Regions from separate parts of the Homo sapiens genome. Here all the other regions are linked to region 2. A link is an interaction called in ENCODE POLR2A ChIA-PET data of the cell type or tissue named here. Cell type or tissue: GM12878. All regions are shown on one strand. Each heading gives the region's core, and the rest is flanking DNA. Links, peaks and the distances in the headings are about the cores only. Region 1 overlaps LOC102723784 (a long non-coding RNA gene). Region 2 has its middle 84 kb from the start of LINC01307. Region 3 has its middle 9.0 kb from the start of LINC01307.

The links. ChIA-PET counts read pairs that join two places held together with the same protein. Peaks named below come from ENCODE experiments on the same cell type or tissue, not always from the same donor. Only the 100,000 strongest peaks of a DNase experiment are listed, where the experiment ranks them.
Region 1: POLR2A ChIA-PET joins it to region 2 with 5 read pairs; 1 of 35 experiments calls an interaction of 5 or more read pairs at or near these places.
Region 3: POLR2A ChIA-PET joins it to region 2 with 129 read pairs; 1 of 35 experiments calls an interaction of 5 or more read pairs at or near these places.

The regions. Positions count from the first base shown.
Region 1 is chr1:101,288,480-101,298,626 of GRCh38, forward strand. LOC102723784 (a long non-coding RNA gene) reads right to left here. Exons shown (of 6, transcript XR_947643.3): 6 at 7,182-9,360. Among named protein-coding and RNA genes, the nearest start is that of LINC01307, 30 kb to the right of the region's middle. RefSeq lists enhancers at 5,206-5,295, 5,436-5,505. In GM12878, for the core only: no CTCF peak of the experiment used is centred there; a DNase peak (open chromatin) is centred at 5,262; H3K27ac peaks cover 2,962 bases.
Region 2 is chr1:101,402,326-101,412,472 of GRCh38, forward strand. No RefSeq gene overlaps it. Among named protein-coding and RNA genes, the nearest start is that of LINC01307, 84 kb to the left of the region's middle. RefSeq lists enhancers at 7,926-7,975, 7,996-8,045, 8,346-8,425. In GM12878, for the core only: a CTCF peak has its summit at 4,127 (motif pointing left); a DNase peak (open chromatin) is centred at 5,576; H3K4me3 peaks cover 1,242 bases; H3K27ac peaks cover 3,847 bases.
Region 3 is chr1:101,309,770-101,319,916 of GRCh38, forward strand. No RefSeq gene overlaps it. Among named protein-coding and RNA genes, the nearest start is that of LINC01307, 9.0 kb to the right of the region's middle. RefSeq lists an enhancer at 2,509-2,588. In GM12878, for the core only: no CTCF peak of the experiment used is centred there; DNase peaks (open chromatin) are centred at 4,585 and 4,830; H3K4me3 peaks cover 386 bases; H3K27ac peaks cover 692 bases.

The DNA of each region.
Region 1 (10,147 bases), core at 3,271-7,270, 110 kb before region 2:
ATTATTTGGAGCTTTGTACTAAGGCTGTGTATTCAGATGTGTAGTCAGTTGTGTGATATTAATTCATTGTTACACTTTCTAAGGGTTCTAGGTCAGCAGCAGTATTGTTGTTAGGACATTACTGCCACCTAGTGGTCATTAGGGCTGTGCCAGCACCAAAGAAATCTGTGTATGGAGCTTTCATCTTCCAAATGTTTGTCTTGTGACGCATGCCACAAAACACTCAGATAAGCTACATAAACCTTTTTATACTGCAGTGGTAAACAGCTCACAAGTGGTGAGGACTGTTGCTGTTGTATAATTAATGTTGTGACTGGGCGGCTTGTGTTTACTTAGTTGGTGTCTGGTCCGTACATTTTTTTCTGCCGCTGTTGTTGTGTTTGTACTAATGCTATCTCTTTGGCATAGGTATAGAAGTTCATCAAGTATCTGAGAGGCTGTGTTGAAAGGATTAAATGTTTGAGGGGGCAAAGAAAAAAAAACACTGGAGAAATAATCAGATTTTGATGTATATGTTAGCTGTGTGACTTTGAACAAGTCACTGGGTCTCTCTCTCTATCAGTTCTGGCTGCTCAAAAATGTGCGGTTGGACCAGATGTGGTGGCTTACCCCTATAATCCCAGCACTTTGGGAGGCCAAGGAGGGAGGATTGCTTGAGGCCAGGAGTTCGAGACCAGGCTTGGCAACATAGTGAGACCTGTCATTACAAAAAATAAGAAAACAAAAATGTGGGAGTGAAATGGTTTAGCAGTTCTCCACCAAACCCCATGTGGGGGAGGCGTCGTCTGAGGAACATCATGGGTTTAGAAATCTTCATGGATCTTTGTCTGGGTGTGAGGGCTTGGGATGAGGGGAAGAGGTTGAAAAGGAAGGTCCAGACTGTTTTAACCAGAACAGGCCCCACTATAAAAAGTTAATTCAAAAAATTTTATTTTTGAATAGGTAATCCATGTAAGTGATTCAAAATTCAAGAGGTAGAAAAGAGCACATAGCAAAAAGTCTCCTCACTAATCTGCCCCACATTAGAGTAAACCAATGTCACAATCTATTATCTATATTTTTGGAGATATTCCCCCATATTGCCCCACCTCTTTCTTTTATTAACACAAATAATAACATCATACACAGTTCTATAATGCTTCTTTTTATCTATTTATATATTGCAGTTTCATATAACATTTCACTTATTCTTCAGTATGCTCAGACATAGATATATAAAATTTGACTAGATGCTCTAGAAATCTCTTTTGTAAGGGCATTGACCCTTTTTTACTTTTACTCTTTTAAATGTTTTTAGAGACAGGGTCTCACTTTGTCACCCAGGCTGTAGTGCAGTGGTGTGATCATAGCTCACTGCAGCCTTGACCTCCTGGGCTCAAGAGATCCTTCTGCTTCCAGAGTTGCTGGGATTACAGGCATGAGGCACCATGCTTGGCAGCATTGACTCTTAAGCTCACATTTTTAATCTAATATAAAATAAATGATCCATAGATTTGTAGCTATGCAGAGACAAAAACCATTTGTCTTGGTGTCAGACCTCCGAGAGACAGGAAGAGAGTGAGCCCTAGGAGAAGGCCTCTTTCAATATTTTCAGCTACAAGGCTTGTTTGACTGCTGTTAACCATAATCCGTAATCATGATCCACAGTAAGCAAAGCATGGGGGAGCACAACAGCACAGAAGCTGCTCCATAGGCTGAGAACAATGGCTCACACCTGTAATTCCAGTACTTGGAAGACTGAGGCAAGAGGTTCGCTTGGCCTAGGAGTTTGAGGCCAGCCTGGGCAACATAGCAAGACCTCATCTTTATTTTAAAATAAATAAATAAATAAATAAATAAATAAATAAATAAATAAATAAGAAAGAAACTGCTCAGGCACAGTGCTGGATGTATCCACAGCTGTAAACGAATTTGAAGGTTTGGGAAGGATAGAGTAAGAAGGTGAGGAGCAATCACTTTAGAAATCTTGTTACATTTTAAGTTAAGTAGAGATAGACTGCTTCTTCCACAGATTTCTCTATTGGATTTTTTCTTTCTTTCTTTCTTTAAACAGGATCAAATTTCCCTTAGAACAGCGACTCTCAACCCTAATTGCACGTTTGAATCATCTGGGAGCTTTCAGAAACTCCCACAGTCAGAGCCCCATCTGTAGGATTCTGATTTAATTTGTTTGGGGGGGTGAGGCTTAGCACCTGGCATTTTTGGAAAGCTCCGTAGATGATTCTAGATGCAGCCAGGTGACAACAGAGCTGTAGCTTCCGAGTGACTGGCTAGTGATGCAGCTCCTTTCTGCTCTACTGGGTGGTTGTCTCCAGGCAAATGGCCCAGATTCCTTCTCTGCTTCCTTCCTTTAACCTTCCCTTTCTGCCTTCTTTTTATTGCATGATCACTATCTGTCTTGGATTGTTGCTTGTTTTGATGTTTATCAGTCTCTGGAGCATACAGATCCCCCTCAGGTAGTCTGAGCTGGAAACTGTCAACTCCTACCCTTTGCAGTTTCTCTCAGATTCAGCTACTAAACATGTCACCTGAGGGCTGTGGTTCATAAGTTCTAGGTCGGAGGTTCTTAGACTAGCAGCATCAGCACCACCTCAGAAGTTCTTAGAAAATCAAATTCTCAGCCCATCTCAGGTCTAATTTAGCTCACTAAATTAGAAACTTTGTGGGTGGGACTAAGGGTATTTTATTGGTAGCCTTGAACCACAAGCTTGTAGCATTTGGAATTAGTTGTGCTGTCATGGGTGCTCTATCTTGAGGCTTTGGTATGCATGTTGGGCACCCAGAGGCTGAACAAGTTGCAATCTTCCTTCAGTGCCCCCACCATTTCCATCTTACCTTGGTGCTAGAGATAAACTGGGCTTCTTTCCTGATTTCTCTCCTTTGCACCTGAGCACTCCACGATGCTAGGTCCTTCCCAAACTCAGTCCATGCACCCCTACCCCCACCATCCTCATCCCCTGTAACTCCTGATCCTAGGAGAGACCTCTCCAGTTCCCCCAAGCGAGAAACAGATTTTCCCAAGGGGAGTGCCTGGAAGACTTTATGTTTATACTTAGTAACTTCATTTGCCAGACTGCCCAGCAGGACTAAGCCTCTTCCTCCTTTGTGGCTTTGCTGATGACTCTGCTCTGAAGCCTGATGATTTAACTAATTGGTGCTAAATTTTCCTGTACAGAGACATGATTTTATCAGCTGTAATTATCAAGCAATGGGACCTGATTTGGTTTTAAGCAGTCCTAGAACTTAAGCACCTCAGTGAATGTTGTCCTTCAAAGTAGTTATCAGGGGAAGCCACCCACTTATTCTAACAAGGCTGTCATTGTTGAAAATCTGACTGAAAACACTCTCCTGGGTCTGATGCAATCCAGAGTCTGATGTTTGTGCTCCTGCCTGATCGGGTTGCATCTTCCACCACCATCTCCCACGTGCCCATTGCTTTAACCACACAGCAGTTTCCTATTTCCTGAACTTACCCTGCACTTTCACATCTCCATGACTTTGTTATTCTTATTCAGCTTGGATTGCTCTTTTTATGCCTTTCTTTCCTTATTAAAATTCTGTTTTTCCTCCAACGGCCAACTAAGATGCTACTTTTCCTATGATGCTTTTCCTTATTCTTCAAATCAAAAAGATGGCTTGCTTTCTTCTCACATGTCATAGTATTTCACTTTTGCTGGTAATGAAGCATGTTTGCTTGAGTAAGTATTCCCTTCTAATGTACGCTTCTTGACAGCAGGGACCATGGAAACCATCCATTCCTCTTTCAGTGTCCAACACAGTAAGAGGTTGACAGCTGTCTATGAAGAGCCTCCATAAGGAACCAAGTGAGGAAATCAATTTATTTAGTTTATGTGTTTATTGAGTTTACCTATTTAGTTTATTTATCACTCTGTCACCCAGGCTGGATGGCACAATTATAGCTCACTGTAGCCTCAACCTCCTGGGCTCTAGGGATCTGCCTGCCTCAGCCTCCTAAGTAGTTGGGACCACAGGCACATGTCACCATACTGGGCTATGGTTTTTTGTTTGTTTGTTTTTGTTTGTTTTGTTGTTTGTTTTTTGTTTGTTTGTTTGTTTTCAATGGAGTCTTGTTCTGTTGCCTAGGATGGAGTGCAGTGGCACCATCTCTGTTCACCACAACCTCCACCTCCTGGATTCAAGCAATTCTCCTGCCTCAGCAGGACAATTGTAATCCCAAGTAGCTGGGATTACAGCCGCCCATCACCACACTCAGCTAATTTTTGTATTTTTAGTAGAGAGGGGGTTTCACTATGTTGGCCAGGCTGGTCTCGAACTCCTGGCCTCAGGTGATCTGCCCACCTCAGCCTCTCAGAGTGCTGGGATTACAGCAGTGAGCCACCGCACCCGGCCTACTGGGCTAATTTTTAAAGTTTGTTTCTAGATACAAGGTCTTGCTGTGTTGCCCAGGCTGGTCTTGAGCTCCTGGCCTCAAGCGATACTCCCACCTTGACCTCCCAAAGTGTTGGGATTATAGGCATAAGCCACCATGTCCAGTTTATTTAGTTTATTATTTAAAAATGGTATTATACCGTGTCTGATCACTACTTTAATCACTGTAATTAGGAACAAAGGACTTTAAGCTATTTCACACAATCATTCATCTTAAAGGATAAAGATTCAATGAATTTTAGGAATAAAGAAAAAATGTGTCAGGCGTGATGGCTCACACCTGTAATCCCAGCACTTCGGCAAGCTGAGGTGGGAGGTTTGCTTGAGCCATGGGGGGGTGGAGGTTGCAGTGAGCTGAGATCATACCACTTCACTCCAGCCTGGAAGACACTGTCTCAAAAAAAAAAAAAAAAAAAAAAAAAAGTTAAAGAAACGATATATCCCTAAGCACTAGCAGCTGGGACTAAGTATATAACCTCCCAGTAAAATACTTTGAAGGGGGACAGTGTGCCTTTTCTTTGTTAAAGGCCCTTCCTGTTGCTAGAAGCATATCCTCTGTGATATTAATGTATTTTCAAAAGGGCTTTGAGCTCCTGCAGCAGAAAAAAGTGCTACAAAGTCTAGCAGCATCTCAGAAAATTGGGACAGATGGCCTCAGGTTTCTCTACGTCAGTGCATCTCTGTGGTTTCAATTTTTTGACCACCAAAAGGAGGAATTGGATTTGATGAACCCAGTGGTTGCAGTGGCTCTGGGAAAGCAATGTGGTTGAAATTTTATGCTTCAGTTGGAAGGGAGCACCCAATGCCATGCTCAGGACTTTTCATTGTGGTATTTGGTCTTCTTTTCTTTTTTTGCTGTGGGTCTTATTTTACTAATGCTGCATGAGAACATTTCATTGCCCTATTTATCTTCCCAGAATCTAACCTGGTCTTGAGTCATATTTGGTGTGCTCTGATTTCCAGGCGAGTCCACGCACCACAGACTTGCCTTTCTGCGGTGGTGAAGAATCCCCCTGATGACTGTGGTACCCCACATTGTAACCTTCTAACTCCTCCCCCATCTATGACTCACTATTTCCTGCCTTAGTGCCCTCCCCCTATTTTCCCTATAATGTAACAATTTTCCCTAAATTGTCCCCTCTTTATTGGAAAGTTTCTTTCTCTTTCCATTGGTTCCAGGATTGTTTCAAAATCAGCTTCTTCCAGGAATACTTCTCTGATAAATTCTCGCCTATTTTAGCTGGGCATGGTGCATCATTCCTGTAATCCTAGCACTTTGGGAGGCCGAGGCAAGTGGATCCCTGGAGGTCAGGAGTTTGAGACCAGCCTGGCTAACATGGTGAAACCCCGTCTCTACTAAAAATACAAAAAATAGCTGGATGTGGTGGTGGGCACCTGTAATCCCAGCTACTTGGGAGGCTGAGGCAGGAGAATCTCTTGAACCCGGGAGACGAAGGTAGCAGTGAGATGAGATTATGCCACTGCACTGGAGCCCGGGTGACAGAGTGAGACCCCGTCTCAAGAAAAAAAAAATTCTAGCATATTTAATTTTTATTGTCTGAGAATTTATACATTAAGCCTAGAAGTTTCATTATAGAATTTCTTTTGTTGTAACAGTTGTGAAGCTATTTTGTCTTATCAGACATATTATCAGGTAAAGAGATGAATTAAGATCTAATTCCTTGTGTCACATGAGCACCTCCCTTGCCCAACACCTTTTAGGCTGACGTAACAAATCTTTGGGAGTTCAGGATTATTATTTTTTTCTTTTTTTGAGACAGAGTCTCACTCTGTTGCCCAGGCTAGAGTGCAGTGGCGGGATCTCAGCTCACGGCAAGCTCCGCCTCCCGGGTTCAAGTGATTCTCCTGCCTCAGCCTCCCAAGTAGCTGGGATTACAGGCGCGCACTACCATGCCCAGCTAATTTTTGTATTTTTTTAAATAGAGATGGGGTTTCACCACGTTGGTCAGGCTGGTCTCAAACTCCTGACCTCATGATTCGCCTGCCTTGGCCTCCCAAAATGCTGGAATTACAGGCGTGAGTCTCCTCGGCCAGCCTGGAGTTCAGGATTATTGAGAGGGAGGGACGAGAAGTTGCCTTTGTTGAAAAAAAGAGTTTACCTTGTGGAGGATTAGCTTCCCTGATGTAGGAAGGGTGTCTGGTAATAGAACATTCTGAGGGTGTCATGGACCTGTGTCACATCCCTCACAGCACCTCAGGAGTTAAGAGGACCACTAAGGAGGACATATAGAAGCTAGAGTGGTACACGCTAAGAGTAGTGGCCTTGGGACCCACAGCAGAGAATCTCAGCCTAAGCTTGGTTCAGAGGGAATGGAGCAGATTTAATTTTATTTAGAGACAGAAAAAATCACAAGAAACCACCACAACAAACCAGTAAGATATTTCTTATACCTTATATTTATACCTTAGTGCAATAAATCACGCATGCTACACGTAAATTCCTCGAGGATGGCAACCATGCCTTTTCATCTCACCTGGCCGACAGCCATCTGTTTATTACCTGAAGGACTGACTCACTGGCTTGTGAATTTATGGGAAACAACACATCAGTATCTGTGTGTCAATCAGCATCAGAGCAGACTGGTGATTAGAAGATAAATAGAAAAAAAGGAGAGTGCACTTTGCTAATTGTGGTTTTTTTCAACCCATCACATCAAACTTCAAACTGCAGTGGAAGTTTTACAATAGTTGATAACTTCTAAATTAATAAGCTCTTCTAAATTAATAAACTGCTTCAGCTGTCCTGTAAATCAGGCATTCACCAACAAACATTTATTGAGCATTAAGTTTCAGAGATTCGTCTAGGTTTTCTCACGGAGCTTTCATTCTACCAGGGGAAGAGATACCAAAAGCAAAAAGAAAACAAAACATGCAAACAAAAAATTTAAAAAAAAACCCTTTTCCTAAAGATAGCAAATAAGTTAATTACATGGTATGTGATAAAATACCACACAGGGCAGGTGTGGCGATTGGGAATACTGCAGAGGCGAAGTGGGGTGGTTTGTTAAACATCATTGATAGATGTGCAGGAACTGTGGGGGTTAGCCCTGTGGAGTTCCAAGGGAAGAACATCCCAGAATGAAGAAAAATCCAGTGCAAAGACTGGTGATTAGAGCATGTTTGGTATGTTCCAGAAACATCCAGGAGGCCAGTGTGGTTGGTACAGAGTGAGTGAGAGTGCAAAGATGAGACAGGTGGTAGGAAGGACCAGGTCATGGCAGGTCTTGTAGGCTGTGGTAAGAACTTTGAATTTTTTTTTTTGGCAGAGTCTCATTCTGTCACCCAGGCTGGAGTGCAGTGACGTGATCACAGCTCATTGCAGCCTCAACCTCCTGGGTTCAAGTGATCCTTCCACCTCAGCCTCCTGAGTAGGTGGGACTACAAACACACATCACCTCGCCTAGCAAATTTCTGTATTTTTTGGAGAGATGGGGTTTTGCCATGTTGCCCAGGCTGGTCTTGAATTCCTGGGCTCCAGCCACCCTCCCTTCTCAGCCTCCCAAAGTGCTGGGATTACAGACACGAACCACTGTGCCTGGCCAGAACTTTGGTTTTATTTTGAGATCCATGTGGACATACTGGAGAGTTTTGAACAGACAGAAGACACAATCCAACCAATGTTTAAAAGGACAATTTTGGCTGCTCTGTTGAGAATAGACACTGGTGGTGGGGTGCGTGGGGGAAGCAAGAGTGGATGCCTGGAGACCAGTGAGTGGCCTCTTGCAGTAAGTTCAGGCTGGAGGAAGCAGTGGTTAGACTGTGATGATCCTGGTGGAGACTGTGAAAGTTGCACATTACTGGACATATATATATATATATATATATTTTTTTTTTTTGAGACAGAGTCTTACTCTGTCGCCCAGGCTGGAGTGCAGTGGCACGATCTTGGCTTACTGCAGCCTGTGCCTCCCGGGTTCAAGTGATTCTCCTAGCTCAGCCTCCCAAGTAGCTGGGATTACAGGTGTGCATCACCACACCTAGCTAATTTTTGTATTTTTAGTAGAGACAGGGTTTTGCCATGTAGGCCAAGCTGGTCTCGAACTCCTGACCTCATGATCCGCCCGCCTCGACCTCCCAAAGTGCTGGGATTAGAGGCATGAGCCATTGTGCCTGGCCTGTTTCTGGATATATTTTAATGGCAGAGTTTATAGGATTTCCTGTCAGATCAGGTGTGGGATGTGTGAGAGAGGAATCAGAATGAATCCAGTTTTACAGTCTGAGTACTGGAAGGATGGAATTGTTTCTCCCTGATCTGGGGAAGACTGTGGAGAGAGCCGGTTTGCTGCAAGTTGGTAGGCGGGTGGTGGTTGTTGGAATTTCAGGGGTTCAGACATGGACATACAATGTTATTAATGTTTTGTTCACAGATCTAGCTAATAGTTCTGTGAATACTTGTCCTATATTCATGTAAACAGTGAAAATCCATGCAGTCTTAAGTACTCACCACATTCTGAGCCCTTTAGGCAGCCCCTGAGACTCCCCTTCACCTATGTTGCTATAGACAGACTAGACTGGGGTTGGTCGCTGGGTACCCAGGCATCAGGGGCCTGTGATGACCATCTGTGAGGTCCCAGTTTCAAAGATGCTGTCCAGTTGGAGCAGCCCTCATTGGGTACTTCTTAACCCATTCATGTTGTCTCCTGGGAGGAAATTTGATGCTAGGAAGAAGGTAGAGGCAGATGGATCAGGAGCCGCAGAGGAAATGCAGCAGAGGGGGAGAGAAAAACCTTGTTCCTGAAAATGGTGGAGTAACCAGAGCTGCCTGCTTCTGAGGTAAAGATGCTATGAGGTTGCCAGGACTGCTTTTGAATTCCTAACCAGTGAGGAACCTTCTTTATTTTTTTTCTGGGCTCCTCATGGGGTCTTGTTCTGCTGTGTTGAGATACCTTCTTGCCTTCCATTGTATGTCTACCACGTTCACATCCATCACTGCAAGTAACATAAGACATAGGTTATTTACAACAGGAAACTACCTAAATGATACATCATGATACATTAACCTAGTATATGTTAAGATGACATGGGAAATTAAACAGAGATGACAGAGTTCAAGCTTTGCTTTCCAAAGAGAACAAGTATGAATCATAAATATAAGGATTATAAAAAGATACATTTAATTGTTTGTTAGGACATTCAGTCCCAAATATTTATCCAATACCATATGTGAGGCCCCAACTCATGCATCTTGATGTGTCTTGGTATTTCCATGACTCTAAATTAGATTCTTTTTTCTGTTTCCTAGATTTCACATTTCTATATCTTTCCACATCTCTTCCCTGACCCCTATTTCCCCTGTTTCTTCCTGGCTTCCTCACCTGGTTAACTTTTTTTTTTTTTCCTGGCCTTGACTACTTTTCTCACCATCAGCTCTAGCTCTGCCATGGTGTTAGTTCTCATTAGGATTTAACTAGAAGTCGGTGCCTACATAACTCCTCAAAATGGATTGAACAATAGATATCTGTGAAATGAACAAAATAACTTATCTTTTCCCATGTACTTTCTTGGTAGGGATGAATTTAGTCATGACAGAGATAAAGCAAAACACATCTACAAAGGCTAAGCCTGAATGATCATACTTACTGTTCAGAAACCTCTAGTGACTCTATGTCAGAACTTGGATGGTCTGTGATAGAAAAGTCAGTTGTGTGTCTTTCTACACACAGAAATTATAGTTTTCTTCAGGGCAGAGACAATCTTATTTATCTTTGTATCTGTA
Region 2 (10,147 bases), core at 3,962-7,961:
TGCTTGGGCACTGTTACCCTTTCAACATGTCTTTGTGATATAGGTAGAATCTCAAATCCTTCCCAATTCAGTCTTACAAGTTTGCACTTTCTCTGACATCATTCTAATGTGCTAGAACATAAGGAGATTTCTCTTCTCCTGTGCATTTGCAAGTGTCTCAGTCCCTTAAGTGCATGTATTTCACAGAGCTTTTCCATGTCCTTTCATTCTTCTCCCTGTTCAATACCATATTAAGGAACTGAAATGCTAAGAAGGCACATGAGGACATAATAGAGAAGCCAGTGGAAAAGTTATTATTGTCTGGGGATGAGATAAATACCCCTCCCAGAAAATGTATTATAAATGATGCTACCTTCTCACTGAATGATTTATTTGCTCAGCAGGGTGGATGGAAAGTGACAGGGAAACACCTGGAAACAGAGTAGTGGTAGGGAGCAAGATGAGTCACTATTCCACCCAATTTTGGACTCTACAGTGACCTCAGCGCTTTAGAAGAGTGACTGAAATTAAAATGAGAATCTGCATTGTTCTCCTGAACTCTTCATGTGATTTATTTTGAGTACAGCAGCAACAAAAAATATCGGAAGGAATTATTTATCAATAACTTATTTATAGCAGAGAGTTTTTTCCCTTATTTTAAAAAATCTTTTGCCATCACACTGGATATGCTGTCCCCTCTGAATTATAAAATAAGAGAAGGGGAAGCCTTCATTTCTGTGGAGATAATTGGAGTTGAAACATTTCATATGCTCTAGAGTGAAAAATGCTGAAACTAAATTATATACAAAGAACAAAGGAAGATATGCAGCGTATGTCAACTTTCTCCCTATGTTGACTATGAGCCCAATCTGTGAGCTGAAATTAAGCTTTGTCATAGCAACACTAAGAATAAAGAATTATTGAGACTTAAAGTGTTCTTGTCAGAGTAAATCTGAGATGATCTGGAGTGGGAAGGAGTATGGAGAATAAAAGTCCCTGGGAGAAATGCATTTTAACAGATACAATTCTGGAACAAATTCAGATTCCCTCTAATCCTTGGCTAGGCCTGGCAATAAATGCGTCTTTGATTTTATATACCAAACCTCTCATACTGATCTTTTAAACTCTTCTGATATATTGATGTCAAGTCCCCATGGTTCATTTTTTGCTTAGGCAAAGTCTCCATCCATGAACTCCAACACTTCCCATACATCAAACTCTTGTTTTTTAACTTTTATTTTAAGTTACGGTGTACATGTTCAGGTTTGTTACATAGGTAAACTTTTGTCATGGGGGTTTGTTGTATGGATTATTTAATCACCCAGGTATTAAGTCTAGTACCCATTAATTATTTTTCCTGATCCTCTCCCTCCTCCCACCATACACCCTCTGATAGGGCCCCAGAGTCTGTTGTTCCCCTCTATGTGTCTATGTGTTGTAATCATTTAGCTCCCACTTACATCTGAGAACATGAGGTATTTGGTTTTCTGTTCCTGCATTAGTTTGCTAAGGATAATGGCTCCCAGCTCCACCCCTATCCCTGCAAAGGACATGATCTTATTATTTTTTATGTCTACATAGTATTCCATGGTGTATATGTACTGAATTTTCTTTATCCAGTCTATCATTGATAGGCATTTAGGTTGATTCCATGTCTTTGCTACTGTGAATAGTGCTGCAATTAACATACATATGCATGTATCTTTTCTTTGAGACAGAGTCTCTATTACTGAGGCTGGAGTGCAGTGACATGATCTCGGCTCACTGCAAGCATTGCCTCCCAGATGCAAGTGATTCTTGTGCCTCAGCCTCCTAAGTAGCTGGGATGATAGGCATGCGGCTAATTTTTGTATTTTTAGTAAAGACTGGGTTTCAACATGTTGGCCAGGCTGGTCTTGAACTCCTGACGTAAAGTCATCTGCCCACCTTGGCCTTCCAAAGCCCTAGGATTACAGGTGTGAGACACTGCACCCAGCTGCAGTGTCTTCTTTATAACAGAACAATTTATATTCCTTTGGGTATATACCCAGTAATGGGATTGCTGGATCTAAGGGTAGTTCTATCTTTAGGTCTTTGAGGAATCACAACACTGTCTTCCACAATGGCTGAACTAATTTACACTCCCACCAACAGTGTATAAGTGTTCCTTTTTCTAATGGAGCATTTTTTAACCTTGTCTGTTACTACTGGTTGATTTCAATACCTTAGTTCAGGGGTCAGACTGTAAGCCAAAGCTGACCCACCACTCTTTTCAAAAATACAGTTTTACTGGAACAAAGCTTGTCAGCCCATTCATTTTAAGATTTTCTTTGGCTTCTTTTGCACTATAGCAGCAGAATTTAGGAGCAACAGGGACCATATGACCCAGAAAAACCAAAATATTCACTGTCTGGTCTTCTACAGAATGTTTTCTGGACATTGCTAGAAGTCTAAAATGGGTTAGCAGAGCTGTGTCCCCTTAGGAGACCTCAGGGGAGAATGTTTCCTTGCTTTTTCCAGCTTCTAGAGGCTGGCTGCATTCTTCAGGTCATGGCCTCTCCTTCACCTCATTCTGACCTTGCTTTTCATGGTCACATTTCCTTCTCTGACTTTGACCCTCCTGCCTCTCTAAGAACCCTTGTGATTACATTGGGCGCACTTGGATAATACAGGATCATCTTCCCAGCTCGAGATCCTTAACTTTATCGTATCTGCAAAGTCACCTTTGCCATATCAGATGATATATTCAAAAGTTTAGGGGATTAGGATGTTGACATCTTGGGGGCCCATGATTCTGTCTACTACTGATGGTAAATGCTTACTGTCACCTCTGTCCAGATATCTTTACCACAACAATTTTATTGATTGCCAAGCACAGAGTACTAAGATGATTTTTAGTACTTTGTAATTTCTGTTAAAAAACAGTGGTTTTAAATTTTTTATAGGTATTTTATTTACATTTTGAATGGAAAGCATGAAATACATTTAGCACTTCAAAAAGTAGGATATTTGGGAGATGATTGGCTCTTGATTGCATTGGAAGCCAAATGAATTATTTACTGCATAAGTACAGCACATATTTTCATAAAGCAGTTTCTAAATGAACAAAGTGATTTTCTATGCCATTTTCTAAACAAAAGAGATTGATTTCACATTTTCTGAATACATGACCACTCCCACCACATGCTAGCTATATGGCATTCTCTGAAAGTTATAATATATAAGTGCAATCTGATTCATTCAACATGAAATGCACGGTTTTATAGATAATCATTTTGTCATAGGAGATGTTTCTAATTAATCGTATCACTCATACCAGATGCATCGTTCTCCAGTTTCTAAAATGGAACCTGATTTTTGGCCAGAATAGTATAAGTTTGGTGAGTATAAGTGACAAAAATGTTGTCTTAGCGTGTACAACATACCTTCAACAAATTGTCGTTTGCTTGTTGAAAATCTGGTGGCAACTTCACATCCTGGAAAAGCCTCTGGGGCCCAAATGGTTTTAGTGTTTGTGGGTGAATATGTTATGCCTCACAGAATGTTATGCTTTGTTTGGGTTTGCTTATAGTACTTTAACATAATCTCAAGTTACTCCTTCTTTACTTGCACTACAGAGTGTTCCATATCCCTGCCTCTCTCTCTTGAGCCTCAGTTATGGCATCCTCTGTTTACCTTAACTCCTGTCTTCCTTGCCTCTTGGCCCCAAAGCACTTATTTTGATATAACTCCCATTTAGCATCTGTATGGACATCTTCTGACATTTTTTCTGCCTCCCTAACTAACCTAAATGTTCTTTGAAGGCAAAGGCTGCCTTACTTCACACTAATCATAACATCCTATGCATAGTAAACACTTAGAAAACTGATGCTGATGATATCATCACGTTACTCAAGTTTTCTATTCTGGTCCTTCTCATTGTTTCATTTCATCCCCCTTTATCTCTGGATCAAATTGAAGCTGCTGATTAAATTATTTAAACAAAGCTTTGGCCATGTTGTTTTTTGTTTGTCTTCCCTCCTTTTTTCTTTCCCGTTGGCTGTCCGATATGCATGCTCTTCTTTACTATTGGGCACCAAACCGTATTGCTCCTTAATGTATCTCTGGCCACTTTCTCCAGGTAATCTTGATGAAGTTCCTTTAGCCATTTTCACCTCACCAGGACCATCTAGAGGCCAATTTTATGTTCAGCTTAGTCCTGTAATCATACCTTATTCTTTATTTTGGAAGACAGTGCTCCTGTCTGTGATTGTGGCTGAAAGGCTAATGTTCAACATCCAATTCTTGACATTTTCCTGGGTCATCATGCTCCTTCCTTGGGGTTCCAAATGCTGCTCGCTTGTAGCTCTATTTGGAAATCTTTTGATTCTGCATTGAATTGTAATGCAGAATAAAACATAAAAGTTGGTTATTTCTCTACCCTTATTAGATTTTCAAAATTTTGCAAAAAGAAGGGATGGGCACATCTGTGGCATATCAGCACAGTACTGGGGACTAGCAGTAGGTACTTAATAGATATTTGGAATTAAAACAAAACAATCTTTTCCACCATGGAGCCAAGTTTGTCCTGTGATTAAGGACTATTTCTACAATTCAAAGAGCTGTTCTTAAATAGTAAAGCTGTCATCTTGATTCACTGCCAACCCAAGGCCTTGCTCAAAATGAATGATTTTGCTCCGTATTTCTTAAAGTATATTCTCCTACATTGTTAGAATGATAATCACTAAATACTAAATGCTTCAATAAAGTGTATAATGTGCTTCACATATTGAGAATATATTTATAGGAATCTTTATAATTTAGTTGTATAAGTTGGGCAAGTTAACCTCTTTGTGTCTAGGTTTTTTATTGTGTAAAATGGGGATAAGTATTGTGGACAAGCCTCACAAGTCCTTTTTTTTTTTTAAGTAATTTCTGATAGTTCTACCTTTAATTCCACCACTTTCCTCCATTCACCAAAGATTTGTTATAATATTTCTGCTATTTACAGGATTCTCCAGGTTTTTCCTACAGATGGAGACAGTTCCTACAGTAGAAAGTGGTAATTTATGTGTGACGTGACCACTAGCTGGCCTTACCAATGTGTCTTTTTCATGCTTTAACTGTAGTTGGGTCAAAAGTTGGAAAACTGAGGTGATGAAATCTGTCAGAGAAGCATAGAACTATTATTTTGTGGCAATGTTAAGTGATTTTTAAAAACAGATGTTAATTGAGGTCCAAGCAGTAAATTAGTAGTTAAACCTCCCTTAGGTTTTACAAAGAGAGTTCAAGACTGACTTAAGATCCCTGTCCTGGATTAACATGAAGTGAGACTTAAAATTAGATTGCCAAGAAGGTAATGTATCACCAAAGGGTCAGGTGATATATGACCAAAGGGTCAAGGTGAAAAGAGAAGGTGATATATCACCAAAGAGTCAGGGTGCACCTTGTTTGCAGTGATATTTGTTGGGGCAGCTCTTAAAAACGAGCAAAGGTCAAAGTTGTTAATGAAGCTGACCCCACAGGTGTGAAGCTTGTAGGTTTCAGTTCAGTTTTACCCTTCAGAGATCAGTGACAGCCAGCCCTAGAGGCACCATCTGCAGCCCTATGGGAAAGAGGTCTGATTTAGAACATGTGGGAAAGGAAGAAGTACATTTGAATTTGAAAGTTGACTTAATTATATTCTCTGCTTTCAGAGAGCTTCCCCTTTGCACATCTCACCCTTTTTCTTACCCACGCTGCAGAACTATTTTGGCATATGTTTTACCCCAAATGACTGGTTCCTATTTTCAATTCTGTATCTAGTTGAGAGATACAGATGAGGGGTCAGGAAAGTTATTCTATGGTTTGGAGTCTTGCCAGGCTCAGTTGATATCTTTGACAAGAGCAAGGCTACTGCTCATTTCTGATGTCCCTGTCTGGGGAGCTCAAAGTGCTGTGTAGATGTTGTCTCATTCATTTTACCTGAGGCAAGTTGGAGGCATGCATCAGTGTAAAATTTTCTTTAAAGCTTCATTCATATGAGTAAGAAATAGATAAAAGGAAAATACTGCCTATGAGTCAGAAACAGATATATTTAAGAGATGACACTGAAAAAAGCTAAGGTTTTAATAATATTTTTGCCTTATTCTCTTGGGACAGATGAGGAGGATATAATCACAGGGCAGGTTTCACTGAGGAAGTTGTTATAAAGGGCAAGAATATAGTGCAGTGTTTAGTTTAAAGAGGGCAGCTTATAGCTGTATATCCATTCAATATATCCCAGAAGATTGGCGATAAATTTAAGACAATGTCTCCAAGTTGATTGGGCATATATTTCCAGCTTTGCTGCCTCCATTCTTTTGTTATTGGCCAACAAACCTCCTATTTTAATTTTTTATTTTTGGATAGAATTAACTGGAGACACTGTAGAATCTTAAACTTTTATGATGCTGTTTTTTCTGCCACATTATAAAAGTATTAAATTAAGAATCAACAAATGTAAATTACTTTTTGTTCTGCTGCTGTGAACCTTGAGTGGGAGCAATACTAAGCATCTTAGACCTGAGTTCCTTCATGTATAAAATGAGAAGGAGGAACCATATCACCTCTAAGATCCCTTCCAGCTTTGCAGTTTCCAGAAGTAAGAACATGTTCTATTACCTGCCATGAAGAAGAAAACATGGGAGAATATGGGAATCTTCTTTTCTGAAATCTCCTTTGTATGATTTTTCTTTCTCTCTTTTAAAATCATAGCTATAATTTTAAAAATCTCATTTAAAACTCTCTGTGTTTATTGTAGAAAAAAGTTAGAAAATATAAATAAGCAAAAATAATGTAAGAACTATGCATAATATCACTACTCTTGGATAATTACTGTTAACACTTTGGTAGACATTATTTCTGACTTTCTTTCTGAAAACACACCCATAAGCACACATATCCTTTAGTTATGCTAGTGACATCTTGAAGGATATTAAGGCTAAGTACATTGAGAAAACTTTACTACTAGATGTTCAAGATGTACCAAGCTTGGAAGATGATACAGAACAGTCCTTTACTTTCTCCTCTGAGTTATGTGTCAGTTCATCCAGGTTTGCCTCAGATGGGCTCCCTCTGGGCTCCCTTTTTACCATTTTTTCTCTCTGCTAGTTTATTGGTTTCCACTCTTGAAAAGGTGGTGTCAGGGCCTTTCATTCTGTGCTTTATTTAGAAGGGATGTTTTGTAAAAATCAGAATTAAACATTTACAGGCAAAAAACCCTTTGATTATATTGATGCCTTTTATAGCAAAAATGTAATACTTTACTAGTCTAACAGATTCTCTCTCTCTTTTTTCCTACCTTAAAAAGGCACAAACAAAACAAAACAGAATGAAATAATAACTGTAACAACAACAATAACAATATAAGAAAAAACAAAACACAAAATTCCTAGGAAGCAGTAGAAAAGAAAATAAAGAGATGAGGAAGAGCTCTGAGCTCTGACCTGCTTTATATTTACATATGTAAATAGTGTCTCAACATACATCCTATCTCAACAATCCATTTGAAAAATGTGATCATATTTTATACAACTTGAAACTCATTTTTTCACATAATAATCATAAACATCTTTTCAATCATCTGATAAATGTATAGATTATATTTTAATAGTCAAATATTGCTACATTACATATAACTTATCTAACCTACCCCCAATTATTGGACAGTTATTACCTTGTTTTTGCTGATACAAACAATAACAGGCTAAAGTAATTATATAATTATTAATGTCTGGGTTTACAGCCCTTTACACTTATGATAGGTATGTGGAAAATATATAATCAAAGTCATGGCAGACATTACTCACAGATCATGACATTAAAGCTGAGCCTGTCAGCACAGTGCTCAATGTATCCACAAATAATTGATTGGAGATGACAAGCTGGTTGAAGTCTAGGCTGCTGTATCTCTGTGAGTCTTCCTATTGCTAAAAACAGGAATGGAGACAGGTTGGGGAAAATGGCAGATATGAGGCAGGACTAAACTGCAGCTCCCATTCAGACAGAGAGCAGCATGTGGAGACTCACATCGTGAACTTTTGCTCCCACATCTATCACAGGAACATACCAGGAAATCTGAGAGAATTCACAGACCCTCTGAAGGAAGTGAATCACTCTTGCAGGCCCCGAGAGACAGCCAAAGTGTGAAAGTGTGAAAGGGGGATCATCCACCCCCAAACACACACTCTCACTGGGGAACCTGAAGGTTCAGATCACAAGAGAAGGATTTGACTTTACCCGGGGTTGAGACAATTCTAGAAAGCTGAGCAAAATACAAGGGTAGAAGAAGCAGCTAGAAGAGCCCTGTGGCTCTCTTGGTCCCCAGGGAAACCATTTCTGACTTTGTCTCACAGAGGTCCTTGGGGAGTGCTGCCAGAGGAACTGGGAAAAGACCACAGGGAGGAAACTTTTAGCTGAACTGTGTAACAACTTCAACTGAACACAAAGTTTCCTGGATGGAACTTGAGGGAGGGGTGAATCTGGAGTGCAGACACAGCACAGAAGCTGTGGCAGGTGGGGAGCCATGAAACCTGAAAGCCCTGCTTGCTTTTACAGCTGGAGATTGGTAGCCTGGAGCAAGTTATCAGCCCTGTTCACCCACTGCCTGGAAACAAACTTGGTGCTGTAGAGGGGGCCACAGCAAGAGTGAGACTGGCCTTTGGGATATGTGGGAGCTGGGTGAGGCCTGTAACTGCTGGATTTCCCCCACTTCCCTGGTGGCCTACAAGACAAGGCAGAGGCAGTCATAATCCCCCTAGGAACATAACTCCATTGGTCTGAGAACCACACACTCCATTCCCAACAGTGTCTACAGCAAGCCCCACCCAAGGATAGTCTGAGCTCAGACCTGCCTAACCCTGCCCCCACCTGATGGTCTTTTTCTACCCGCCCTGATATCCGAAGACAAAGGACATATTGTCTTGGGAGTTCCAAGGCCCTGCCCACCACCTGATCCTCCCTATACTACCACAGCTGATGCTCTCTTGGAAGTTCACCTTCTGGAAGGAGACCAACCAGCAAAAAACTAGTACAATAAACAAAACTACAACTAAGAACCTTCACAGAGTCAATTTCACTCCGCTGCCACCTCCACCAAAGCAGGTGCTGCTATCCATGGCTGAGAGACCTGAAGAAGGATCACATCACAGGACTCTGTGCAGAAATCCCCTGGTACCAGCCCAGTAGCTCTGCTGGGTGGCTAGATCCAGAAGAGAAATAACAATCACTACAGTTCTGCTCTCAGGAAATCACATCCCTAGGAAAAAGGGGATGGCACTACATCAAAGAAGCACCCTGTGGGACAAAAGAATCTGAACAGCAGCCCTTGAGCCCCAGATCTTCTCTCTGACATAGTCTACCCAAATAAGAAGGAACCAGAAAAACAATTCTGGTAATATGACAAAAGAAGTTTCTTTAGCACATCCAAAAGATCACACTAGCTCATCAGCAGTGGATCCAAACCAAGAAGAAATCCCTGATTTACCTGAAAAAGAATTCAGAAGGTTGATTATTAAGCTAATCAAAGAGGCATCAGAGAAAGGTGAAGTCCAACTTAATGAAATAAAAAAAGATACAAGATATGAAAGGAAAAATCTTCAGTAAAATAGATGGCATAAATAAAAACCAATCAAAACCTCTGGAAATAAAGGACACACTTAGAAAAATGCAAAATGCACTGGAAAGTCTCAGCAATAGACTTGAGCAAGCAGAAGAAAGAACTTTAGATCTTGAAGACAAGGTTTTCAAATTAACACAATCCAATAAAGACAAAGAAAAAAGAAAAAAAAAATGAAAAAAGCCTCCAAGAAATTTGGGATTATGTTAAATGACCAAACCTAAGAATGATTGGTGTTTCTGAGGAAGAAGAGAAATCTAAAAGTTTGGAAAACATATTTGAAGAAATAATTGAGGAAAACATCCCCAGCCTTGCTAGAGACTTAGACATCCAAATACAAGAAACTCAAACAACACCTGGGAAATTTATCACAAAAAGATCATCACTTAGGCACATAGACATCAGGTTATCTAAAGTCAAGATGAAGGAATGAATCTTAAAAGCTGTTAGGCAAAAGCACCAGGTAACCTATAAAGAAAAACCTATCATCAGATTAACAGCAGATTTCTCAGCAGAAACTTTATAAGCTAGAAAGGATTGGGGCCCTATCTTCAGCCTCCTTAAACAAAACAA
Region 3 (10,147 bases), core at 2,449-6,448, 94 kb before region 2:
GTCAAAGGCGTTAGATCTGAGGGCTGCAGCAGCCTTCGCGGTTCCGCATTGAGCTCCTTCCTGCAGCCCTCTGCGGAGGTCACGGCCACGTGTGGGCAGGGAAGGCCCCCTACCCACTTCCTCATTCGGACCCGTCACCTTTAGCCGGCGACCACCTTTTGATCTCTTGTGTTGCACTTGTGTCCCCCGTTTCTCCTCCAGCTTCCCTGGAGTCCCTCATTGTGGAGCTGTTCACGGCCCCAGTCCCTGCACAGCGGGGTTTTGCACGAAAGAGGCCGTGAGGGCCAGAACTTAGTACAGCCTTGAATACTGGGGCGGGGAATGGGGGTAAGAAAAACAAAACCTCCCCACTGGTCCTCTTCTCTCTCTCTAGCACTGCATATTCATCTTGACACCAAGTCACACCCCCATCAGGAAGTCTGGTTTTGGGGGTAGTGGGCACAGGACGATTTGGGGGATTTTTGCATTTGTTTGAGCTACAGGGAAAGAGAAATATTTAACTCCTGAAAAGAATCAGCATACCAGGTGCCTTATTATACTGTGTGTATGTGCTATTGAGCAGTCTAGAAACCTTTCTGCAGTCGTGTTCTGCAGATTTCATCCCAACAGAAAATTGCATCTTCCAAAAAATGTAGTTCAAAATAATAAGGCTTCATTCATTTTTAAATGACCAGAGCATTTCCTTCTCTCAGGGGAGGGGGGCAGGGAAGGGGATTGTGTGGAGATCTGTACTAGGAAACAAATGCCTATAGGTGTAGGAGAGACATGTTTTATAATTTTAAGAATATACAAGGGACATCTGTTCTCAGTTTACACTGGGATGCTCATATATTTATTCTAAACAAGAAATTCAAATGGAAAAGGCTTCACTGTGCAGGAGAGACAGGAAAAGGAAGAGTGAAATCGTTGAGAGCACGGGTTTTGGTTTTGTGGTGACAGATTCAAGGCAATGAACACACATGATGTTTTGCTCCTCAGGGCCAGGTTGTCTCCAGTGTGTAGTGTATACACATTTAAATGATGGTTTGTAACTGCAGAGTTGTTATCTTGACTTTAGAATAATAAGAAAGAAAATAGAGAAAATGCAAGGGATACTCCACAGCTGTTCTTGATTTGTCACTGTGATACAATCTAGTTTTTTTGTTGTTGTATAGTTTATTTGTTTTATGGTTTTTGCCCTCCCTCACAATGGTCTAAAATTCTGAAGCTTCTCTGTCAGTTTCTGGATAACAGGGAACCATGTCTTCCTACCCTCATTTTGTTTTCATTTCCACAAATTGAAGGTAAAGGTATTTCCCTTCCACTTCATGCCAAGAAGTCAATGCTTGCTGCTGCATCCCCAGAAGAGTGTGACACGTATTAGGAGCTCAAGAAATATTTCCTAAATAAATAAACAATCCCAAGGCTTGTGCTCTTTCCACTGTGCCAACTTCCTTTTGCATCTTGATCCTTCTCACATGGCAACACCTTTTCAACACCTTTTCTGGGTAGGGACCTTCCCCCTCACTAACCACCCAGAGGTTAGACTCCTCTTGGGAGTCAGAAGATTGTGCTGCTTGCTCAAGATCCAGATGGCTTGCACTGTGCAGCTCACAGTAGATCTCTGTCATGCCTTCCAGCTGTCAAAATCCCAGTGGGATACTCTGGCTGGTCCACTTCCAGCTTCTTTCCCTGTCTGACCCCCTTTATAGGCTATATGCCTGGGATCTCCTTGCTCATGTCAAAGTGGGGAAGACGTGGCTTCTGTGGACTTGATGGTCCTACTGAGAAAAGCCAGATGAAACTTCGCTTGAAAGACTAGGGATAAGAAAGCCTACTTGGCATGACAGCATCCAAAATCCATTTGTTGGTCACAAGTTCTGAGATGGTTAATTGTATGTGTCAACTTGACTGGGCTGAGGGATGGCTGGGTAAAGCTGATAAACATAGTTTCCGCTGCTCCACCTGCAACTCTGAGTATTGCCTTCTCTTTAACTGCCACTTTGATACCGCAGCCTTTTGAAGTCCTTTTTCCTATATGTATTTGTAATTTATTTCTGCAACAGTCAATGAGGGTGCAATTACCATTTGAATCAGAAGACCAAGTAAAGAAGGTCCATACTTACCAATGTAGGTGGGAATCATCCAATAATCTGTTCAGTACCTGAGTAGAACAAAGGTAGGGGAAGGAGTTTGCCACCTTTTGCTTCCTGCCTGGTTGCTTGAGCAAGGACGTTGGTCTTTCCCTGCCCTTGTATATATCCTATTGGTTCTATTCCTCTGGAGAACCCTGATTAAATACAAGATTCTTGGGCTCGGTCATTTGAATGTTTCCAGTGGTTTCACCCAGATTCCTTTTAGCATCTATTTAAGTCATTGTGTTTCTAGTGTCCCATGCCCTGTGGTGAAAACTTCTGGGTTCGGGGGGTTGGGTTGGCTTAGGGCTAGGACTGGGCCAGAAATTCAGGGACACGCTACTTGGCTGCTTCCTCCAGCAGCCTGGGCAAGGCCCCTGAGCCTCCTCCTGAACCAATTTTTCAGCCTGACCTGAAATTCTTGTCCAGAACATTAGGACAGTGGGATCTTTAAGCTGGGAGCTTTGATGTTACTTCATGGAGTTCGCCTGTGATGGTTTCCCTTTCACTTTGTAGTAACTCTAAGAGTAGGTTCTAGGAACTAGGTTCTTGCCCGATTCTTTGTGTCTAAGCTCTGCTTATACTGCTGTTCTGGTAACTGAGTCCTAGTCTTGTTACCTACAGGGCCTGAGCTCCTGAACCCTTTCCCTGTACAGGGATCATGGCTCACTGTAGCTTCAAACTCCTGGGCTCAAGGGATCCTCCTGCCTTAGCCTCCCAAAATGCTGGGATTACAGGCATGAGCCACAGCACCTGCCCTCACCTTCTGGCATTTTTTGATCACCTTCTCTCGCCTTCCTTGTGCCCAGTTATCCTGGGACCAGAGTCTTGCTCCTAAATGCTGGACGCTGTGCTGGGTGTCTATTTCTGGGTTCTTCTGATACAATTACTTGGCTCTCTGAGGCAGTGCTCCAGCTGCCCGTCTACCCTGTTGGATGCAACTGGACTTCATGATGTCAGTACTCCCAGGGACTTCTTCCTAGTACTGACTTCACCCAAACAGGTCTGCGTGCCTTCAGGTCCCAGCTGTCCTAGTTTGGCTCATCACTTCAGTCTCACCCCTTCTGACTTTCACACACCTTCAGAGAGACTTCCTTGAGACAGGGTCTTGCTCTGTTGCTCAGGCTGGAGTGCAGTGGTGAGATCATAGCTCGCTGCAACCTCAAACTCCTGGGCTCAAGAGATCTTCCCACCTCAATCGCCCAATTAGCTAGGACTACAGGTATGTGCCAACATGCCCAGCTAATTTTTTATTTTTTTGGAGAGACAGGGTTTCTCTATTTTGCCCAGACTGGTCTTGAACTTCAAGGGCTCAAGTGATCCTCTTACCTTGGCCTTCCAAAATGTTGGGATTACAGGTGTGAGCCACTGCACCTTGCTTAGAGACACTTTCTTTAGAAAAGATTCAGAACACCAATTTGTCCCTAGCACCATTCAGTTTAAAACCCTTCAAAGGTTCCTCATTCCCTTTCAAAGAAAGTTCAAATTCCAAGTTATAATCATCCTTTACCAGATTGTAGTATGATACAGTTTTGTGTAGTGGCTAAGAGCACAGATCCTAGGTTCAGACTGCCTACATTCAAATTCAGGGGCTCCCTTTTAAGCCAGTTGATGTTTCTCAATCTGGGTCCTTGGACAATAGCCAAACAGCAGCAGCAAGCCTCTCCTATCTGCTTGCACACAGGTGGCACAAATTGCTATTGTTTCTATGACAACTGATGGCTTTTTTCCCCCATTTCATAAAAGCCGCCTGTATGGTGGACAGCAGCATGTGGAAGAAATGTGCTAGGCAGGGACTAGCCTGGTAGAACGCCCAAGCAACGTATACCGCGATTTTATTGTCTTCACCAGTCGTGGCTCTTTGTCTCCGAGTTCTGTCATATACTAGCTGTGTGAACTTGCTCTTGGGACTCAGTTTCCTTACCTATAAAATGGTGCTATTTACTCTTAAGGTAGTCAAGAGAATTAAATGAGTTGATATACCTAAAACACTTAGAACAGAATTTGACACATCATAGGCTGTTAGCTGTTATCATTTTTCAAGATTGAATCTCTAGCTGTCCACTTTTACCACATGTTCCACCTAGAGTGAACCACCAGTATTCCCCTTGAACATATCATGGTTTATGTTTATACCTGTTTATGTGTTATTTCAACAACTTGTCTTTCAAAACCCAGCAGGATTTCGGCTTAAGAGAAGTCTTCTTTTGCTTCCTATATGATTTAGATGATTCTACCATACTACACAAGCAACATCTACTATCACGCCATCTTTTAACCTGTAATTGACCTATTCTTTCACCTGCAATACAGGAGTCATCTTCAGAGGAAGGGATGCTTCTCAGTGTTTGAGTCTACAGCACCTAGAACAGTGTTTGCGGAGAGTGAATACTCATTCAGCGAAAGGATTCCATTGCTTGTAAAGTTATGATTATGACCTTGGTTTCCTCAGCTATTAAAGGAGCCAAGCTTGACCCTCCTTTAGCATGACCCAGAGTGGTTCAAGCCAGGAGCTGCTCTGACACTGACTCAGTCCCTGGGTGGTGATGACTCACTGCTGGGGCTTTACCTTCCAGAGCCTCTTCTGATAGATGGGATTTTCTGAAACTTCTTTCCTCCCATTGGATCCATGATTCCAGCACTGTCCTCCACAGCTCAGGGAGAGGGTGCTTTGTTCTGTGGACTGTGCAAAGACCTTCTTGCTGTAGAATGTGTGACTATGACTGAGCTATTCTCAGAGGCTCATCAGAAGTGCTAGAAGAAATACCTTGATTGTCAGAGACGTTTAGTTACCTATAAATATCTCTTTCCTCTTTTACTTAGCAGCAGTAATTTATTCAAAGTAGCAATGAATCCAGCCTAAAGACTGTGTTTTCCATACACCTTGCAGCTAGGTATGGCCATATAATTAGATTCCAGCCAGTGAGTTTTACACGGAAGTGTTGGCTGGTACTTCTGGCAAACCTTTGTAGAAAGGGAAGAGTGTGCCTTTTTCCCTCTTTCCTGCTGTTTGGAATGTGGTTGTGACTGCTGTGGAAATAACAGCCACTGTGGACCCTGAGGCTGAGGCCCTCAGCCTAAAAGTGGAAAGGAAAGCTGAAAGGAGCCTGGGTCCCCAACTATGGCAAAACTCCCATAGCAGCCCAGGTCTGCCAATTTCTGGCTTTTGTCAGGGCTCTTTTTAACTTATTTTAATATTTTATTTCTTACCAAACACCTAGAATTCAAGAAGATAGGGCTCTTTTTGACTCTCTGTCTCATGCGGCTAAGCCAAATCCGACTGATCTGGTGTGCAATTTGTTCTCGTCCCAGCAGGAGCATGCGAAAAGCTTCTGAATGAATTTGGACCATGGCTCAGAATCGAGCCTCAAACCAACCCACTTGCCTGGTGTGAGGTTGTGTTGTTTTGTAGCCTCTGGAAACTTTGCCCTGCGAATGGCTGCCCCCCTGCCTCCTACTGTTTCCATGTGATTCCCAACCTCACTCCCTCAGGTCTCTAGTTTCTTCTACCCTTCATTTGGATTTGACTTTCTGCCTGGTGACAGACCGGCCGCCCAGCTCGTGTCACCCATGGCTTTAACACCAAACCGCTAAGTCTCCACTCCCGGCTCACTGATCTGTATGTACAAACCTTGGATACTCTCAGCTTCCTTCAGTACTGACAAAGCATAAAGAGCAGGAGAGAGACTCCCAGAAGGTCTGCTAACATATCTCTTCTCCATGAGTCAAACAGACCTGAATTTTTACATGAGGTTAATATAGTTAAGGCCACTCTGTCCCATCTCTCAGGCAGATGCGTTCAGTATTGGGTGAGCCACCAGGGATTGCCAGCCATTTAGAGCCTACTGTGGAAGGATGGGGTTACTGATTTATGGGGAAACCATTCTGCAACAGACGCAAAGAGGCCATCAGTTAAGAGAAAGCCATGGCCACCCGGCCTTGGGCTCTATCAGCGTGATCCTTGGCCGTTCAGCCTCACCCTTGGGAACTGTTCCTTTCCCAATGCTAGCCTTCATCACCAATTTAATTATGATTTCTTAGAGATGATTATAGCTTCTCCTGATGAGAACAGATCCCATCAGGCTGAGGTCCACACCTCTGTTGTTGTTACACCTGCTATATATTCTAACAATTCTAACAGCAGAGTCACCCCTGCTGTTCCCCGTAGGATGACGCTGGTGTAAAAAGGTTACCGTTGCTTCAGTGGCCCTTGGAGAGGGGAATTGGGGGTTGAGTCTTTCTCAAAGCATTCCCACATCGAGGCTTGTATTTTAATTAACCCTCAATCCTAAGCAAATATGTGATAGCCCACTTGAAGGGTGCAGATTTGCTTGCTTGGCAGAAATTCAGGGGCTCCCTTTTAAGCCGGTTGATGTTTCTCAATCTGGGTCCTTGGACAATAGCCAAACAGCAGCAGCAAGCCTCTCCTATCTGCTTGCACAAAGGTGGCACAAATTGCTACTGTTTCTATGACAACTGATGGCTTTTTTCCCCCACTTCTTAAAAGCCACCTGTATGATGGACAGCAGCATGTGGAAGAAATGTGCGAGGCAGTGACTAGCCTGGTAGACTGCCCGAGCAATGTATACCGCGATTTTATTGTCTTCACCAGTCGTGGCTCTTTGTCTCCGAGTTCTTTCCATTGTTTGCCATGCAAGTCACATAGAAGGAGGAATAATAGCTGTTAGGCTGAAGGAAGAGAGACCCCAGCAATTTGTATGCAATCTCATTTGAACTCTTGGATTTGGGAAGGCAGTTTTGCTTCCCCCCCTTTTTTTTTTTTTTTCTAAACTGCTGCTCAGCTTCTTGTGCTTAATGAGGCTTTTCAGAAGGGAAAACTAGCAAACAACAAAACATGAGTTCTGCCCTTTAAGCAATTGCTTTCTAAATTCTTTATCAGAATATAGTTGTACTATCAAGGTGAGTAAAGAATTTCTATATTTGTAATTTACAGTGCCTTACGTCAAACAAGTCAGATTGCGTGGCTCCTGTAACAGCAGTGGCATTTAACATCCCATTTCAATGAATGAGGGATCTATAGGAAAAATTAACTTTCTGAAGATAATAATTACCTAATTAAGTTAAATATTTCTGGTTGGTGGTTCCCAGTGAGAGGGCTGAATATCTTTGGAAGGGCATAAACGTCAGTGCAAGGTGTGGCAAATCTATTAGAGAATCACTATGTCGACAGTCTGAATAAATACAATGACTCCCACAGATTGGTCATTTTATTTTTGAACTGTGACTAGATACTGTTTCAAATAGCAAAGTGCAAATGTATTTACTTTTTTTCCTTTTTTTTTTTTTTTTTTTTTTTTTTGAGATAAGGTCTCACTCTGTAGTCCAGACTGGAGTGTAGTGGCAGGATCTCGGCTCACTCCACCTCCACCTCCTGGGTTCAAGCAATCCTCCTGCCTCAGCCTCCCAAGTAACTGGGGTTACAGGCATGGAGCTGGGATTACAAGCGTGCATCACCACACCTGGCTAATTTTGTATTTTTAGTAGAGACAAAGCTTCCCATATTGCTCAGGTTGGCCTCGAACTCCTGACCTCAAGTGATCCGCCCACCCCGGCCTCCCAATGTGCTGGGATTACAGGCGTGAGCCACCACGCCTGGCTGCAAATGTATTTTCAAAAGTAGCTAAATTACTAGAAGCTTCTGGCCATTATTTTTTCAGTCAATAGATACAAAACAAACATCTGCTATAATGGGGGAGGGGTATCAACAATTTTTAATGTTAGGTAAGGGTTCTTGTAGGCAAAATATCTTGGAAATTGTACTCTGTAGTTTCCCCAGATGGGTAAAGAAGTTTCAAGAACATTTTGGGAGCTAGGGTATCAGAAGTCTAAGGAGGTGTTTAGAGATTGCGTAAGCTGTCTGCGCAGCAAGTATAGAGATCACACTATAGACAGAGAGATTTAGGTAAAAAACAAGTCCTGGGTTCAAGATCAGATGGCCAGAAGGGGGCAGTGTGGGGAACAGTCTTGCATCTAGTTATTGACCCTAGCAGGTGATGTAGAGGTTTGCGTGAGACAGAGAGAACCCAGAAATAAGGGGGCTTGACTTAGAGAATCTCTCTGAGTCCTTCTAGCTTTGATATTCTGAGGCTTTGTATCATATAGCAAGCAGCTTTAAACTACCTAGGCTGATTGCTTTTGGGGGCTTCGAGAGCAGTGATGGGGTGCAGAGCATGCTACCCCCAAATATGGCACCTTGGTATATTATTTTAAGCTGCTGGAAACTGCAGAAGCAGGATGGTCACTCTCTAACCTTCTTCTGCCTTTCTCCCCCGAAGCAGACCATAAGAGAATTATCTATTTATCTTCTCTAAAAGGAGGTCTTAAGACCCTTGTTCTGGAGGGTTCCTTCCTTATACCCAGAGGGCAAGACGAATCTGAACAAACAGGACTTGCTATGTTTTCTCAGCTTATTACCATCAGATCATATCCTTTTGTCTTCCAAACTTCTACACACCTGTCCACAAAAATACAGTTTTCCCTTGTTTCTTTGGGTCTTCATTTCTAAAGCTCCCATATCATGTAAAAATTTTATTAAATTCGTTATGCTTTTCTCATGTTACTCTGTCTTTTGTTATAGGGTTCTCAGCTGTGAACTTTGGGATGGGTTAGGAAAAGATACTATTTTTTTCTCCTCTGCAGCAGAAATAATAGCAAAGTTACACAAGTTACATGGCACCTGCACTTGGTTGGAAAACTTGTGGCTTGGGAACTTTCTTGGGAACTTCATTCCGTAATAGTGTGTTATGGGTCTTCTCAGAAAAAGACTTCATCTCCTCAATTCACCCCTTTTTATTTTTAAGTATATTAGCAGTAGCAAACATTGCGTGAGGGCTCAGAACTGGAGAAACTTCTTAGTTCCAAGATTTCAGAGCAGACTCTGCAAAGGATGGGGCAAAGATGCTCTGAAGGATCCCAAATTATTAAGTGACCTTTGTATGCCTATCTGTAAAATGGGACTCAAGCCAGTGACCCCGTTTTTAAGTTAGTGGTGGTAATATTGTATAACTTAAAAAGCATTTTGCCCAATAAATGATAGTGTTCAAGCCTAAGAGTCTTAAGCTTGTTTTGTGAAACCAGCTCAGTCTAAATGATATGGCGAATAAGATAGTGGAAAAAATAAATTATAGCTTTTGAAGGCTTCTTTTTTATTGAAAAATAGTCATATTAATATTAAACTTATGTTCTCCATGACGTTCATAAAATTTGATATAAAATATTGCCAGCTCATCTGATGAATGGCTAAACCCTTCAATTTACCCAATCTTCCCCTATAATTAACATCCTATTTTGCCATTTTCTTTATCTGGGAAACATTTGCAATGAGTGCTATATAACCACTGCCTCCAAGTTAAGTTTAATTTAGTTTTATCAATGTTTATGCATAGATAATTATTCTTAAGTGTGTAAATGCAAAAATATAGATTTCTTGTTGGTGCAACCTTTTTTTCTTTTTGTCTTGGTTTCTCGCTTCCCCACAATCACTCCCATGTCAACACCTTTGCATGTATTCTTTCTTGTATATTTATCACACACAAATATTCAATTCTATCTATGTCAACACTTGTACACTGACTAGGGTTTTGGAGTATCTCACTCCTTTACCTGTCGTTTATAGACAGGTTCCTTCCTTACCACCTTTTTGCTATGTACGTTCTTTAGTGACATACAGTTACCAAATCCAATGACTATTTTGTAGTGACCCCTTTTCTAGGCTAGTGTTGATAACATCATATAACTTTTTTTTTTTTTTTTTTTTTTTTTTTTTTTTTTTTTGCCATGGGGTCTCACTCTGTCGCCCAGGCTGGAGTACAGTGGAGCAATCTTGGCTCACTGCAACTCCTACCTCCCAGGTTCAAGCAACTCTCCTGCCTCAGCCTCCCGAATAGCTGGGATTACAGGCACACGCCACCATGCCCAGCTAATTTTTGTATTTTTAGTAGAGACGGGGTTTCACCATGTTGGCCAGGCTGCTCTCAAACTCCTGACTTCAGGTGATCTGCCCGCCTCGGCCT